Linked DNA regions of Mus musculus: region 1 is linked to region 2. Evidence: chromatin loops called from intact Hi-C (ENCODE). Cell type or tissue: heart. All regions are shown on one strand. Each heading gives the region's core, and the rest is flanking DNA. Links, peaks and the distances in the headings are about the cores only.

The links. Hi-C counts contacts between places; a loop is a spot of excess contacts. Peaks named below come from ENCODE experiments on the same cell type or tissue, not always from the same donor. Only the 100,000 strongest peaks of a DNase experiment are listed, where the experiment ranks them.
Region 1: it touches region 2 in a loop (2.4-fold over the local background); 3 of 42 quality-filtered maps call a loop at or near these places.

What each region holds. Positions count from the first base shown.
Region 1 is chr5:75,039,579-75,047,646 of GRCm38, forward strand. It overlaps Chic2 (cysteine-rich hydrophobic domain 2), which reads right to left and starts at 5,063. Exons shown (of 6, transcript NM_028850.5): 1 at 4,602-5,063. The coding sequence starts at 4,720. In heart, for the core only: no CTCF peak of the experiment used is centred there; DNase peaks (open chromatin) are centred at 4,533 and 5,063; H3K4me3 peaks cover 1,723 bases; H3K27ac peaks cover 1,626 bases.
Region 2 is chr5:74,788,901-74,796,968 of GRCm38, forward strand. No RefSeq gene overlaps it. Among named protein-coding and RNA genes, the nearest start is that of Lnx1, 90 kb to the left of the region's middle. In heart, for the core only: a CTCF peak has its summit at 3,479; a DNase peak (open chromatin) is centred at 3,601; H3K4me3 peaks cover 719 bases; H3K27ac peaks cover 1,389 bases; H3K27me3 peaks cover 449 bases.

The sequences.
Region 1 (8,068 bases), core at 3,751-6,250, 250 kb after region 2:
AGTTCACCCATTAAAATTGAATAGTTGTCCTATTAAAACACATGCATAGCCTGTCTTCCTTCATATTCTTCATCACACTAATTGCCTCTGTAATTTACTTTGTTTAAGTTTATTTACTTTTTCATAAGCTAGGATTTCTCTTTGTAACCATGGCTGGTCTGAAACTCACTAAAATAGACCAATCTTGCTCAAACGCAAGAGACCTGCCTGCCTTTGCCTGAATGCTGGGATTAAAGGGTTTTATTTTACTGAACAAATTAATGAGAAAACTCAAGTTAAAAATCAAATATGAGGCCTACTCTAGGAGAGCCTCAAGTCTGGTTCAGATACGGGATGAGTCTGAAATAAGATACCAATGACTATTATACACACAACAATGGTAGATTATCAGCTAACACAAGCTTTGAATTACTTTTAAATTCATTTCCTCAACTTTTAAAAATTCTTTTATACAAACACATTCCTTAAGAGTTATCATCCTTATGAGACATCAAAGTAGGGTTGGAAAGATGGCTCAGTAAGCAAAGGTACTTGCTGCCAAGCCTGACCCATAGGAGCCCATAGGGAAGATGCCTTCCCCACAGGATCACATGCCCTCACACACACACACACACACACACACAGAGTAAAGAATATGCTCAAAAACAGCTTGAAATCTGAGATAAAGTTCTACAAACATTAAAATTATAAACCAGTGCCATCCAGCAAAGTCATTTGTATGTCCCTTTCACAGTTTCTGGGCCTGGCCCCTGGCTGGCTAAACTGTTCTTCAACATGGTCTGAGTAGCTACCAACAACTACTAAACCTAACTGGCTAGAAGCTGGCTGATCTTGGGCACCATGGCTTTGCTGTGGTTCTATCCCATCAAACAACATAATGAAGGTAGTTTAGAGTATAAAAGAAATAGGTTGGACTAAAATTAGTAAATACTGACATATTATGTGATATGTCTGGTAATGATCACACTGGTTCCTCTAGACTCAGCAGTATGTTGAGCTGTGACTGTCTATAAATACGGATCAGTTACGTCAGTGTGTTTTACATTGCTTATGCCCTTCCAATAAAGAGTATCAATCAGTTTGACCAGCAGTATCTAGTAAGTTTGCCACTTCTTTCTTCTTCCAGTCTTCCAAGTTATAGGTATGTATTTAGTATGAAACCATGGGAATTTATAATTTTCTTTTCCCATAAATGGTTTTTTCTTCAATATGTTTCTTCAAAAGATTTCTCCTAGCACATGCAAATCAAAAATAAAAAACATTACTCATCTAGAATATCTAGAAAGAACGTATCACAAAAGAATAAAATGATTTCTCAAATTAGAGTACTAGTGAGCTTATTAAGAAAAATTAGACGAAAAACCAAAAAAAAAAAAAAAAAGAAAGAAAGAAAGAAAGAAAGAAGAGAAGAGAAGAGAAGAGAAGAGAAGAGAAGGGAAAGGAAAGGAAAAGAAAAGAAAAGAAAGGACAAGACAAGACAAGACAGGCTCAACTGCAAAAGCAAGCACACAGGCAGACCTGAATCTTTTCAGTCTGACCTGGATTACAGACAGACAATACTGTAACCATTTATAATATTGTTTCTTTAAAAGTAAAAGGGAGAAATGCTTTAACCAACTCCTTAGCAAAAAGAGAAGTAAGCTTATGTGGTTTACTATAATTTTAATTTTTAAAGATTTGTTTATTTTATCTTTGTGTATGAGTGTTTTGTTGAGCCTGCTGTAATTGGAGTTATGGATGGTTGTAAGCTACCATGTGGGTGCTGGGAACCGAACCTGGTCCTCTGTAGGAGCAGCAAATGCTCTTAACTGCTGAGCCATCTTTCCAGCCCATGGTTCACTGTAATTATTAATCACTTTTCCGATTATACTTGAAAAGGAAAGTGAAACCGTTATAACATATAAGCACAAATTTCAAAGCCTCTTGTAGGTGCAAACTTGGCTACATAGTCTAGTATGCCTAACATTATGCATGATGGTCATACATAAGCTTTACATTATTATAGAATTCTGTATCACCACAAAACAGGGTTTGGCTTTTGCTGACCAAAAGTTGGTTCAAAGTAAAAAGAGAATTAGCTAAATGAACCACGGTTTGGTTTGAAAATGGCAATGTTGAATTCTTAATCTATATTTTACACAAATGTTTCTCAAAGCAGAGCGCCACCTGAGGAGGGTAATAACTAACAAAGGCTAGTGTTTCCTGAGCACAAGACACACACTCACGTATTCTCTGTATACATTATCTCACCCCTTAATCTGGAAAGGTATGAACTAAAGCTGTCATCCTGTGAACTGAGGAGACACAAGTGATTGATTTATATAAAAGTGGCAGAGGAAGGTTACTACCTATCAGAAGTGTCTAAGGGAGGTCACAAACATACTAAGGCTTCCTGCAAAGGTGGCAAACACCACCATCACTAGTGTCTGCAGCAGATTCCGAGGTACAATCAAAACCACCTCCAAGACCTTCCTCCAACCCCATCCAAGCCTATTCATGAACAAGAGCTCCACTCATATGTGGCCACTGGCCTGGAAAAAGAGGGCTGGAACACCAGCGGATGCTCCCCACATGATCTTAATGGGCAGATAAACTAGACTAAATGACTGTTAGTCCTGCAAATGGAAGTACTTTATTTCTAATGCTTATAATAATAAAGGCTAGTAGTTCCTGAGCACAAGCCAGGTGATTCTGAAAGACAAGATGAAAAGACCACTAATAATTACTTCACACACTTGTTAACCACTCCAAATAGTCAACTACAATCCAACTTTCTATCTGAGCACTTTGACTATTCTATTTCCCAACAACATGTTTAGCTTTTCTTCTTCTTGAACAGAAGAGACATGACAACTGCACTTGAACCTTATTTGGTTACTCTGAACCCAGGACAAGCACTCTAACACTGAGCTACATCTCCAGCCCTAGCTGAACCTCTGCAAATAAATTTCTGCCAGCTTTGATTTGACAGGAGGAGTTTAAGGATGACCACAGACAACATGAAAAAGTTCAGAAATCCTTTATGTAGCCCTGAAGACCAGGGGAGTCTGCAACTCACAGATCCACCTGCCTCTGCCTCCTGAGTACTGGGACTATCACTGTGTCGGTTTTTTGTTTGTTTGTAATTGCTTTTAAAAGCACCCATAGTCCTTAAGTTCAAAAGAAAAAGAAAAAAGTCCTAAGAGTTAAACTAAAAATTAAATAGCAGGTTATAACACTAAAAGCATTATGATATACATTTAAACTGTATTATTCATAATTAGCTATATTCCTTAATTAAGTTTGTGTTGACAGTTAAAACAGAGCAGTTATTATGGTGCGAAGTCCCATCTCCTTATCCAGGTACTGAAACAATGCTTATGCAGTGTTTTTACCCTGTTAAATCACCTAAATGCACACGTTAACAGGTGCGAAGACACCAAGGTGTTACATAAGCACACCCCAACAACAACAACAAGGCTAGTCAGGATGACTACACAAGGGCCGATCTTCTGAGGAGCCTCACTGTTTGACCGCCTTGCCCACAGCACGCCCCACTCACCCTACACCAAAAAACAATGACAAGCGCTCCAGACAGCTTCAGGCTCGCTGCCTTTTTCTATCAGTGATAAAGTGATATGCAAGTACAGGAAGTTTGAGCGATGACTTTTCAACTGGAGATAGCAGCTGCAAAGGAGTATCAATACCCTAAGTTGTACAAACTCCGGATTTTATCAGGGAAATGTTACAAAACTTCCTTCTTCCGGACAACTCATTATTTGCCCCAAGTCTACATTCCTTTATTAGTCACGACCTTTCAGAATGCTTTCATCCCTTATTGTTTGAATAATATTGGGACTTTTGATGTTGCTAATAAACCTTACAGGGGCCCTTATCAAAGAAGCCAACCTAGGTCCGTGTCCCAAAACAGACCGGATTACAGGAAACTCGGTACTTGTAATTCCTTGTAAACAGATGTATCCTCCTCTTTTTTTCCGTCCACCTGTATACTTCTATCATACATAATTGACAGCAACTCGAATCAGTTTTGCAGAAATTTACTCTTGAGGAACTGGGAAGCCCCTACGTGTTATGTGTGATAGACACACGACAGTGAATCTCATTTACCAACTGCCACTGGGATCTTAACACCTCAGATCTGACCTCTGAGCCATATGTCAATAGGCTGTAAGTCAGGCAGAGTCCCAAAGAATAACGGGGGTGTGGGGGGTGTTACAAAGATGGATCCCACAAGATGTGTGTGTGTGTGTGTGTGTGTGTGTGTGAGTGTGTGCACCTCTAGCCTGTACCGATGGCCCATCAGGCAGACCCTAAAGAGCCATCTTCCCGGCTGGGACCCCACACATCCCCGCGGGCCACGGGGCCTGCTCCGGGGCTGTGGGAGGGAGGGGAGGCAGTGTCTGTCCCCACTTGGGAGTCCTAAACAAATGGAAGCAGAGCAAGTTCTCACTTCCTGATCGCCGGAGCTTCCCCCAAGGCCCCCGTCCCGCGCCAGTCACCGGGGACGGGGGTTTAAGAAAAGGAGGACCCCCAGGGGTCCCAGGGCCCACCCCGCCCGCGCCTCGCCACCCGTCCTCGTCCTAGCCCTCGCAGGGCCTTACACGGTGACGTGACCGGAGCCGCGGACCACCACCGGGTCGGGCGAGTACTTGAGCAGCTGCTCCTCCAGGGCCCGCTCCTCGTCCTCCTCCTCCTCGTAGATTTCATCGAAATCCGCCATCCCGAGCCGGCGAGCCCCCCGCCCGGGGCCCTGGCTCTGGGGCGGCCGCGGGGAACGGCTGGTGAGGCGGCGGGCGCGGAGGCCGCGGAGCTGGCGCTCGGCAGTGTGGGCTCCGGCTACTGAGGAGACCTGGTCCCGGCCGCCGCCGTTGCCGCCGCCACCGCCGCCATTACCGTGGGCAGGAACAACAACACAATGTCAACATCCGCCGGGGCCGCCACCCCCGCCAGCGCCGCCGCCCGCGCCAGCGCCGCCGCCGTCGCCGCCGCAACTCCGGCAACCACAGCAACAGCCCGAGCCACCCGCAGCAGGAGCAGCCGGCTACCGCATCGCGAGACTTCCCGGGAGCGCGGGCGGGCGCGGGCGTGGGCGCGGGCGCGCGGGTGGGCGGGCGGGCGCGTTCACGCGGACGGTCTCGCGCGCTCCCGGGACGCCGGCCTCTTCCTCCGCTTCCACCCGGCGCGGCCCCGCCCTCCGGCTCCAGGGTCAGCGACCCGGAAGGCGGCGTCTGTGAGGATCGGGGGCGCTGACCCCGACTCGACTCCTAGAGCCAGGCTGGAGTAATCTGTAGCCCAAACAACGACAGCGGGCGAAGCCCCTGGCCGGACCAGAGAATCTGACTGCCGGTTTAATAAAACGTTTTTAGTCCACGATGCGAAGCAGAGTTGGTTGACTTTGCCAACTTGAGATTAACAAAGCAGTGCATTCTCTTTTTTTTTGTTGTTGTTGTTTGGTTTGGTTTGGTTTGGTTTGGTTTGGTTTGGTTTGGTTTGGTTTGGTTTGGTTTGGTTTGGTTTGGTTTGGTTTGGTTTGGTTTGGTTTTTCGAGACAGGGTTTCTCTGTGTAGCCCTGGCTGTCCTGGAACTCATTCTGTAGACCAGGCTGGCCTCGAATTCAGAAATCCCCCTGCCTCTGCCTCCCAAGTGTTGGGATTAAAGGCGTGCACCACCACTGCCCGGCAAACAGTGCTTTCCTGTCTACTGTCCTACCTGATTTTCCAAAATATCTCCAAAGCCAAATATTCTGTCCTTTTAGCCCAGGTTGTTTGTTTGTTTGTTTGTTTGTTAACAAGAAATCTCACCATCAATACTACCTAACAAAGTTGACAAGTTCTCTGTGTTCCAATTAAGAAGTTGCAGTTGTATGCTTCGTCTCTCTAGTGAAAAATGTTTTCTCCACAAGAGGGGATGGGGGAAGGGAGGAACAGTGGACTCATGGATCACCTTGGACCTGGTTTCACAATCAAGAGTCTGCCAAGCATCCAAACAACATAGGAACAGAACTGGACTCCTACGGCAAACTGGACCATGGGGTAACAAGAGTTCCTCATTGGTCTGGAAAGGAAAGAGGAGTTGTACTGGACCCAGTGTCCACAAACAGTTCTCTACGCAGTGTTCGCATCCTTCAAGTTCGTTTACGGGTCTTTGTCCAAGCAGAAAACGTACAAAGGTTAACATGAGAGTGGAAAATGCTGGACAACTTAATCCTGGAAAGATCTGGGGAAAAAAAAAAGGGCAGTGAGCTAGGCAGGGAAAAATAGTCGATGCGTCAGACTTATGCTTTCCCAGATTTATTCATTCAATAAACACTGAACCTACTGTGTGGTCAGCTGTGTGTGTGTGTGTGTGTGTGTGTGTGTGTGTGTGTGTGTCTGTGCGCGTGCACGCGCGACTATGTATGTTACAGTCTCTGGCAGTAACTTTTCTGTCATTAAGGCAAGCAACCATAATTCTCTAGGGGGGTGGGAGTCAGAGGGTATGTCAAAGGCTCCAATGGAGCATACACACAGGAGGCAGCTTAACTTGGTAGTTCTGAAGGCTGACTTTGAATCGCCCTCTATCATTTCCTATGGGACCCTGGCCAAGTCCTTTAACCTCTTGGTCTTTGACCTGTCACAGGAAGACAAAAGTGCGGCGTGGTAGCACACATCTATAAAACCCTAGCAGGTGGGAGATGGAGACAGGAAAATTAGGCATTGAACATCACTCTATATAGCCAGTTTGAGCTATAATAGAGCCTTGTCTCTAAAATAAAATAGATATAATAGTACCTATCCCTTGGGCTACTTGACAGAGTCTCTTGATGTACGTGGAATGCTTAGAAGAGGGATATATAGTCACAACAGGAAACATTCTTGATTCTTCCCCGCTTCTCTGCCATGAAGATCACCACGTTCCTTTGGCATTGTGTAATGTTTCAGTGTCCGTGAAGTATTATTAGTTTCAGAGACCCTATGTGAACTTGCTCTTGATCCCGTGTGTATGTGTGTATTTAATACTCTCATTCAGGACTTCAACTTCAACACATTGGCTGCAGAGAGTTCCTGAGCCTCCTCCTTGACAGTAATCAAGAGCCCAGTGGCCACATTCAAAGAGTGGCTGCAGAAAGGATGAGGGAGGAGGAGGAGGAAAATGGGTCTGTTTCGGTCATGGGCCACACCCTGCATGCTGTGTACAACCCAGAATCCACCTCTCAGTCAACACAGCCGCTGAGCATCACCCAGCTGACAACTTTCCAAGGACAGAAGAAACTGGAAGAGCCCCTTCTTTCTCCAGCACCCTCCACAGATCCGTCTTCAGAGGAGAACCTACAAGAATGTTTTCTGAATGGAGATGGATCATGGCTGGCACTGCCGGCAGAACACTGGGAGTTAATTAGGCGGCAGAGGACTGGCAAGAAGCTCACTCTCGCAGCACTGACTTTGCGTGGGAGGAGCACTCTGGCTGGACTCCGACAGAGAGATCGGTCTGACTCCCATTGCCGAGGTGTGAAGAGAAGTCATTGTTTTTAGTTGTTTTCTTTCTTTTTGACTCTTCTTCCGGTTTGGGGGGGCGGGGGGGGAACCTGCTGGTGTCAGTAAAGGGGCTCGAGACCTGGGAGCAAGGCCAAGAGGGCGAGGAAGGATGAGTCAAGCATTTCTCTATAATAGTTGACATCATAATTCCAAACTCCACCCCCAACACTCCAGGATTGCTTCCTGCCAAATGACTCCCTCCGCCTTTCCTGAGTATGAACCAGTCTTTGTCAAAATGTTCCCCCTCTCCTGTGCCCACAGTACACACCCCTGCAAACATGTCTCTTCTTTTGTATACCTCTTCATGCTCCTCACGTTCACATGTTCCTTCAGATCAACTGGCTTAAAACAAACAGGACAGCTCAGTAACCCCAGGAGCCAAGACTTTAGTTGCTATTTGAGGCGGGGAGTGGGGGTGGGATGGGGGTGAGATGGCAACTCACTTCATAGCCCAGGCTGGCCTAGAACCTGTCATGTAGCCCAGGTTGGCTTCAGATGTGTGGCAATACTCTTGTCTCATCCTTCTGGGTGGCGAGGAGCCTGTCATTCATAGA
Region 2 (8,068 bases), core at 1,953-4,452:
TCGGTGCCAGGACTGAACCAAACCCATTAACTCCATGTCCTATAGGGAGATCCATCCCAGCCTCCCGGCTCCTGGAAGCCTTCCTTCCCTGGAGGATGAGTAGAGGGGCCCCAACAAGGCTGTCCTTTAGGAGGGATCCTGGGAAAGAAGAGGTAAGGAAAAGGTTCCTTTTCCATGTGATGAAACAAGTCATGCATTTGTTTCATCATCCGCTGATTGACAATAGGCATGGACTTCATCCATCCATCCATTCAGCCAATGCTTGTTGAGAGGCTACCATGTGCCAGCGTGATTCTAGATGGTTGGAATGTAGCAACAGAGAAAAATCAAGAGTTCTCTGTCTTGTAAAGGAGGCATTCTAGAGAGGGGAAGTGGCTAAGAAACAATATCACGATGTCATCTCTAAATGACAATGACGGAAGACATACTATAATTCTCTGTGCCACTAAGGAAAAAAAAAACATTTATTTCCTGATTTGTTTTTTGTCTGTTTGTGTTTTTTACAGTAGACATTTCTAACCTGTGTGAGGCAGTATCACATACCTTTGTGGTTTTTATCACCTTTCCCTGAGGGGCGGTTAGTTATGTGAAACATCTTTTTAGCCGCTCGGTGGAGTGGTAACTATTGATCAGTCGTGAGCTCCTGCAGGGAGAAGACCATTTGTCTGTATTAATTTCCATTGCTAAAACGTCTAACACAACTACCATATTTCTTAAATGGGGAGGGGCATTTTATTCCAACACCCCACTGGTATGTTTCTGGATTCTTATCAAAAACTCGGAGGTCAGTATTACTGTACCCATTTTATGAATGGTGGCAGCGATGCTCAGGTAGGTGAGATAACTTGCTTCCAGTCCCTTGGCCAGGCCAGAAAGATCTAGAGCTAGTTTCTCCGATGGCTGACTCTCCTTCAAGTGTCTCTGGCTTCTTTGTTTCTAATTCATTTAATACTCTTTCACTGAAAACTGGAGTATCAGGTGAGTGAGACCCAAGTACAAAAGCCAGAGATTTTCACAAACCTGATGGAGTATCTGCGAGGGGAAGATGGATGGGATGATGAACTGCCTGGAGTAGCGCCATGTTTTACAGACCTGCAAGCACTTTGGCTTGTTAGTGGAGCGTACATGTCTTAACTGCTTTTGTTTCCAAATCTATTACTTGAGTGAATGAAGACTCCGTCCCCGGACAGAAATGATTTTTATAAAAATCCTTTCCTCTGAATCCAGGGCATTGGCAGTACAACTGTCAGAAACAAGCTTGCTTTGATGTTTTACAAAGCGTGAGGCCAAATATCGATCTTTGTAGGACTTAGGGAAATATCTTGTGTATAGGAAAATATCTAAGTTGAAATGTATTAAGCCGATGTTGGCTTAATTCAAAATTATACCTAATTTGAAACAACTGTTTTCCCTTGGTCAACTGGCTAGTCTATTGGGTTTTAGTAAGAATAAGAAAATCTACAATCAAAGTTGAGTTCTTCCCCACCAAGAGCTGTGCTTCCACTTCCCCAGGCTTGTGGGAAGCAGAGCTATTAGGAAGCTGGCGCCCTTCTCTACGCCAGAGAAGATTAGCAGAAGTTAGGCAAGGGTTTAGAGACTTGAAAATTTGCCTTCAAACATGAGGAAAAAATTAAAGTTTTTCCTAAAGTTGTTCCTATTGGCAGAGACTTCATTCATATCCTGCTCGTACAGGCGCAGATATGGGCATGGGTACAGATGTGGGTGTGGATACAGATACGGCCATGGGTACAGATGTGGGCATGGGTACAGATGTGGGCATGGGTACAGATGTGGGCATGGGTACAGATGTGGGCATGGGTACAGATGTGGGTGTGGATACAGATACGGCCATGGGTACAGATGTGGGCATGGGTACAGATGTGGGCATGGGTACAGATGTGGGCATGGGTACAGATCTAGACATGGGTACAGTTGAGGGCATGGGTGACACATTCTTTTCTGCAGAGGCAGAGTATTCTGTATGAGTATATGAGATGCTGTGTGAGTGTAGCTAAGTTTACTTATCTGTTTCACTTTGGTGGGACATTGAGTTGCTTCCTGTTCCGAGATGCTGAGAGTGAGGCAGTAGCCTCTGCCACCGGCTGAGGCAGTGGGGCGTTCTGACAGTGCTATCCTCTGTGTGTATCCACACATCTGTATTTCCCCCTCCAAGGCACAAAGAGGATCATGGAGCAGGGACTAGAAAGAATGTAAGTCAGAAGATGAGGAAGAGTGCTGCGAAGCCCAATCTTCAGGATGACATGGCCACTGTACTCATAAACTTGTAGCCATGGTTACCTGCCCACTGAGGGCCCATCAGTGGTCCATCATTTGTAAGGGAGGGAGGCCTCCTCATGAGGCCTAGCCTTCCTTGAGGAGTTCTTGGCAGCTAACAGGGTATCAGGGGAGGGGAGGGGAGGGGATTTTCCTCCTGGCCACAGGTAGGTCGTCCAGACTTTAGGAAATAGTATTCCTATCCAAGCTCATGTAAACAATGCTGATTAAAATCAGTAAGTTGTGAGTGGGGACGGGGAGGAAGAACAGAAAAAATGTCAGGAAAGTAGGAGAGGGACTGGGTGGAAGGAATATGGAGTTCAGCAAGAGGGGACAAGAAAGAATGGGGGAGAGTGAATTTAGTCAAAATACATTATATATAGATAGATATAAATATAGATAGCTATAGATATGCATACACATACGTAATTGTCACACACAGACATACAAAGAGTTCATGACAAAATACACAGTACCTACATTATCTGGATTTTTAGAAAGCTACAGTCTTCATGCCCTTGAGAAGGCCTGAAACAAAGAAAATTAGTGTATATTATAATATGTACGGTAACCCACTGTGTCTGCTCTGCCTTCATGGGGTCAATCAAACACAGACAACAATGTTTATGAAAAACAACCGCATCTGTCCTAAACATGTACACTCCTGTTTTCCTGGTCATTTTCCCCTAAGCAATAACTGCAGCTACTCACAGCACTTACATTGATTTGTGTGAAACAAGTAATCAGGAGATTGCGTGGGTTTTATGCAAACACTATCCATCTCACAGAAGGTACTCGAGCATCCTTGCATCTCAGTATCCACTGGGTACTGGAGCCAATCGCAGGAGGACACCAAGAAACAGTCCTGTTTATATGCTTTTCAGGTAAAGACAATTCCAGACCGCAAGGATCAGGTGCAGGTCGTGATTCAGATCTGTGCTCTCAGAATACAGAACAGAATCTTTTGTCTAGCATGCCAGACCTGTCATGAAAGCTGTTCAAGTAAGAGATCGGGCGGGCACTGTGAAGCAGGGGGAGGCTGACAAGTGGCCAGGACACCCGGGGGTCAGGAAGCAACTCCCTGGAGCATAGTCCCTGCGGTACCATCTCCTCTAGCTTCATGGCTACTTACAAGCTATCCTGACCCTAGAAAGGGATCTAAGGAGAAAGCTACTGCGCTGAGCCTAGGAGGCAGCAAACAGCTTTGGGAGAGGAGCCACAACAGCAGGGAAGCAGTGCCAAGAACAACAGGAAGCTCGAAGCCACGCCCCTGCTCGTTGAGCGAGCGCAGGCCTGGAAGCCTGGGTTATTTGCTCCAAAGAGCCTTGAGCAGATGTTACATAAACAAAACCTCCACTGACTCCAATTCTGGGTCTGGCCTAAAATAGCCCCGGGGCTAGACTCTGTCATTCCTAGTGGTTCCCCATGTGTGCAAACTACTGCCCTCATTGAACCATGTTGGTGGACACACTGCAGCCTCCTCAAGGGACAGCTTCCCCTAGGACCAAAAGCAAGGCTCCTTGACTGCCCGTGGTGGCCCAGACACAAGGCGTCCCTCTAAGATCTCTGGTGGCTGCTGGCTCCTCTCTCCAGGAGGCAGGAAGTTGGGGGAGGAATGTTTAAAAAGTCTCCCCCCACCGCTTTCTTCCCCCTCTTCTTTCTCCTCCATCTTCCCTTTTCCCCCTCTCTTCTCCTCTTCCTCCTCTCCATCCTTCCCCTCCCCATCTTTCACCCCTCCTCTTTCCCCACTTCTCTCTCTCCTACTCCTTTGTATAATGTGGAGAAACCCGAAGCAGAAGCAAGCTTTCCAGGTTACCGCGGGTGCAGGCGGTAGTAGAGTTCCTTCTTGGGGCTTTTATTTGCAATTGATTTAAGACTGTCGCTGTGCTCCCGACTGACTTTGTGCTTGTACAAGTTTCCCAGACCTGTTTGGGTTTCAGCTCCTTTGTGCTACATACAGAAAACCAGTCCAGTGTGAACATCTGGAGGCTTGAACATCTGTGCCCCAGCAAGGGGTCACTCCAGCGTTACCACTACTTCAGCATGGGTCCCTGGAAACTGTTAATCATCTTTTTCTCCTTGGCCGCTTGCCTCTCTCTAGAATCTTACAAGCAAATCTTAAAGCAAAGCAAAAAACAATAAAGCAATGTCTATGATTCAAAAATACTGGTGCCAGATACTTGCTATATGTTTAGTACTATAGAAAGTATCCGATGTGTTTCCTTTTGTTTAATTTTCACTGAACAGTCCTATGAAATTTGAAGTTATTACCTCCAGGAGACAGATAATGACAGGTTAGAAAAAATAACGATAGGACTTGCCAGAATTTCTACAGGGGTGGGACAGGGCCCAGAGCTGGCAGGGACTGACTGTGTCAGAGAACATCTGCCAGGCCTCATAGCTCCTCCTCTTGGTTTTCTTTCTGCTCAAAGTCCAAGCTACTCTATCTTTTGCCCTTCTAATTAAACACAGCAACCAGTGTTCATCCTAACATGGTCTCTGAGACCCAATCGGCCAACATGCTATTGACATCAGGAAAAAAAAAAAAAAAAGGTATGACGCATACGGAGGAAGTGTTGAGATTATATTTTTTTTTTCAGTACTTGTACTTTGAAAGAGGTCTTTGTGTTTCTCTGGGTTAGAGCCTCCCAGATGTAGTTGTTAGCCCCGAGCCTAAGTTCTAAGCCCCCTAGAGGAAGGCTGAAACCATATGTAGACAAGAAGAGGCCTATAAGAGGCCAGTACTCAGGCTAGGGCCAGTGCCAGCTGCAGGGAGCAGGGAGGGCTCATGTCACTTGGGAACTCTTAGCTTCCTGAAGATTTTAGTTCTGACCCCAATTGTCTCTTGAGTCTGGGACCCTCAGGGATTTCTGTTCTAGGATGGTACACTCTTCCCCTTAGAACTAAGGCAACTTTACCGTTAGACAGAATCAAATGGCATATATATGGTGGGACTGGGTGGACCTATATGTTAGAACTTTAGGTGCCAGGACCAGAATACCTAAGGGAAACATTTAAATGGGAGGATTCTTTTGGCTCACGGTTTCAAAGGGCTCAGTCCATGGTTACTTGGTTCTGTGGAGAAACGTGGGTCATGGTGGTACCATCATGTATGTCTAACCAGAAAGCAGAAGTGACAAGGGATCTGGGGACTTGTCATAGCTCTCACGAGCATACCCATTTTGACCCACTTCTTCCATATAGGTTCTACTTCCTAAGGCTTCTAGAACCTACCAGAATAGCACTACCAGTTGGGGTCTAAGCCTTCAGTGCATGAACCTCTTTTGGGGGGGGGGGGGCGACACTTCATGCTCAAACTCTCGCATCCTACCTGTATGGAGCTTTTATTCCTTATTCATCCAAACATCCCTAACAGTCCTGAGATATCTGCTATGTGCCGAATTCTAAAATAGTGGCTATGGTCCCTGACTTTCCAGAGCTGGAAATCTAGAGCAGGGGATGAAGAGAAAGCAGCTGTTGCAAAGGCTGGGGCAGATGCAGCAAGGAGTTTTGGAAACACAACTGAAGCTCTGCTTTGGTCTGGGTGCTGAGCACTGGGGTTTATCTGTGTTGTGGCTGAGGGAAGGGGCATGAATATATACACAGTGGTTTCCCAGGAGAGATTGCCCCACGCTCTCTCTTCTCTGGAAACCCCGGGTGCCCAAGATTTGAGCTACGGTACTGAATACTATGCCTGGCCTCCCCCACCGCCCTTTACTCATGTCTCCCCAAGAGAGCAGGCATGATTTATCTGACTGGGGAGTCAGGAGGAGTTCAGAAGGGGAAACTGGGACAGGGTGACTCAGCTGCTTTTCTGGGGTGGGTCACTCCCTTCTGAGCCTGAGTGTAGTTTCTAGAAGATGGCTGTTGCCAGAAGGTGCTGACCATGTAGCTGTGGGAGTGAGTTCAGGATGGGGGAGAGAGAGATTGTACTAAGCCCATTTGGCTACATTCTACAACCTAGCCATCATTAGTATTTCCTGTTTTGGTCTCCTTTTGCCTGATGCTTGTGGTAAGGAAGAAGGTAAGCAGACTCCTTTGAATTGTAACACAGATGACACTTAAGTATGGTTCATAAGTGAATGGTGGGCATGTGGTCACCACTCTGGCCTGACTGACAGGAATGTACATCCCATCTCTAAGACTTGAATGACTGACCTGGAGATCGGTAGGGTCGCCTTGCCCCTCCCCTACCTCTGCAGCTCCCTTCTGCCCTAGCACTGCAGTAACACAACAGGAGAATGCAGGACGAAAGAAATGAGTCTGAATGGTTCTGTTCAGGTGTGGACTGGTTCCACATGGTCACCAGCTTTCTTTGGTCCAAGCCTGGAAGCTCACCTTATCTCTAGAGAAGACTCTCAGGATAGCTGCCTTCCTTCTCTTCTAAGACACCTTCCATTCAGAAGGCTCCTTAGGAAATGTGTTCTGGCTGGCCTGCCTCAGACACCGTTACCCTCTCACACATGTCAGCTTCCCATAGAGGTGAATTTTGGGTTGTATTTGTTCCTAGAAGATGCTGAAACTCTATCATCCTGAACCTCCTGGGTCAGGGCTGCTGCTTCTTTTTCTTCAGTGATGGATGACCTAGAAGCAGAGGGGTAAGGGACCACCCAGAAAGGATTTGCAAAATCCCAGAGAGCCCCCACCGAAACACCCCTAGTGGTCTCATTTCAGACACTTTACTTGACTCATTAATTCTATCAGCCAGTTTCTTAGTTGGTAACTAGTGATTTTTTATAGTTGAATATATATATATTCAACTAAATATATCATATCATATATATATACATATATATGTATATATATATATATGGCACATGCGGTATTAGGTTTCATTATAACATTTAAAAAAATAAGTTCTCATGTGGCTAGATTTGAACTAACAGATATTGGCTGCCCCTGACTCCTGAGTGTTAGGATTAAAAGCCTTCACCACCACGCCTGGCATCATTGTGGCATTGTCAAAACAATTGTTCATGTGTTTTGTTTTGTTTTAAATTTTGTTGTTTCCCTCTTCTTGCCCATTGCCTGACTTCCCTTGCACCCGTCCACCCACTCCCCATAACCCGCTTCTGCTTTTCTGTCTCCTGCCTTCTGCTGCCTTCTGCTCCATCCTTCCTCAGCACCTTCCCCCTGCTTCTCTCCTCTCTTTCATCTACTTTCTATCCACACTCAGCCTCACTTATACACACACAGAAACATCATAAGCTAGGATCTGGGGGTCGGGGGGGGGGAGGGAAGGAGGGAGGGAGGGAGGGAGGGAGGGAGTGAGGGCACATGTGATTTTGTCTTTCTGACTCTTTTACCTCACTTAAGGTAATACTTTCCAGGTCCATCTATTTTCTCCCAAGTTCTGACACAGAAAGCATTAAATGCAGTAGTAGCCCGGCAGAGGGAGCTGTTTCACAAATTCCACAAGCTGGGGGCCAATGGACCATCAACCAGGCAGGTGGTCCTGTGTTCGCTTTGGAAACTCCGACTGTTAACAGTGTAGCTGGCTGTTCAAGCTCTGAGTCAGGCCAAAGCTTATACAAGGTATCATTCTGGGGTTTGTGGGCTCCCCAGGATTTTACATCCTGCTTCCTCAGCAGAGCTCAGTCTGAACCCAATGTAGCAGTTCCAGTTTAAACCTTTTGGATTCTTCAGGCAGGACTTGGCTCCGCTATGGTACGGGAGCTGGCAATTTCCGCTGACCTTGCACAAATACACACCGAGCAGTGTGCTATTGTTGATTGAAGTCTTCAGGGAGAGATCCTGGGTCAGAGAAACCCACAACTCAGGCCAGGGGGACATT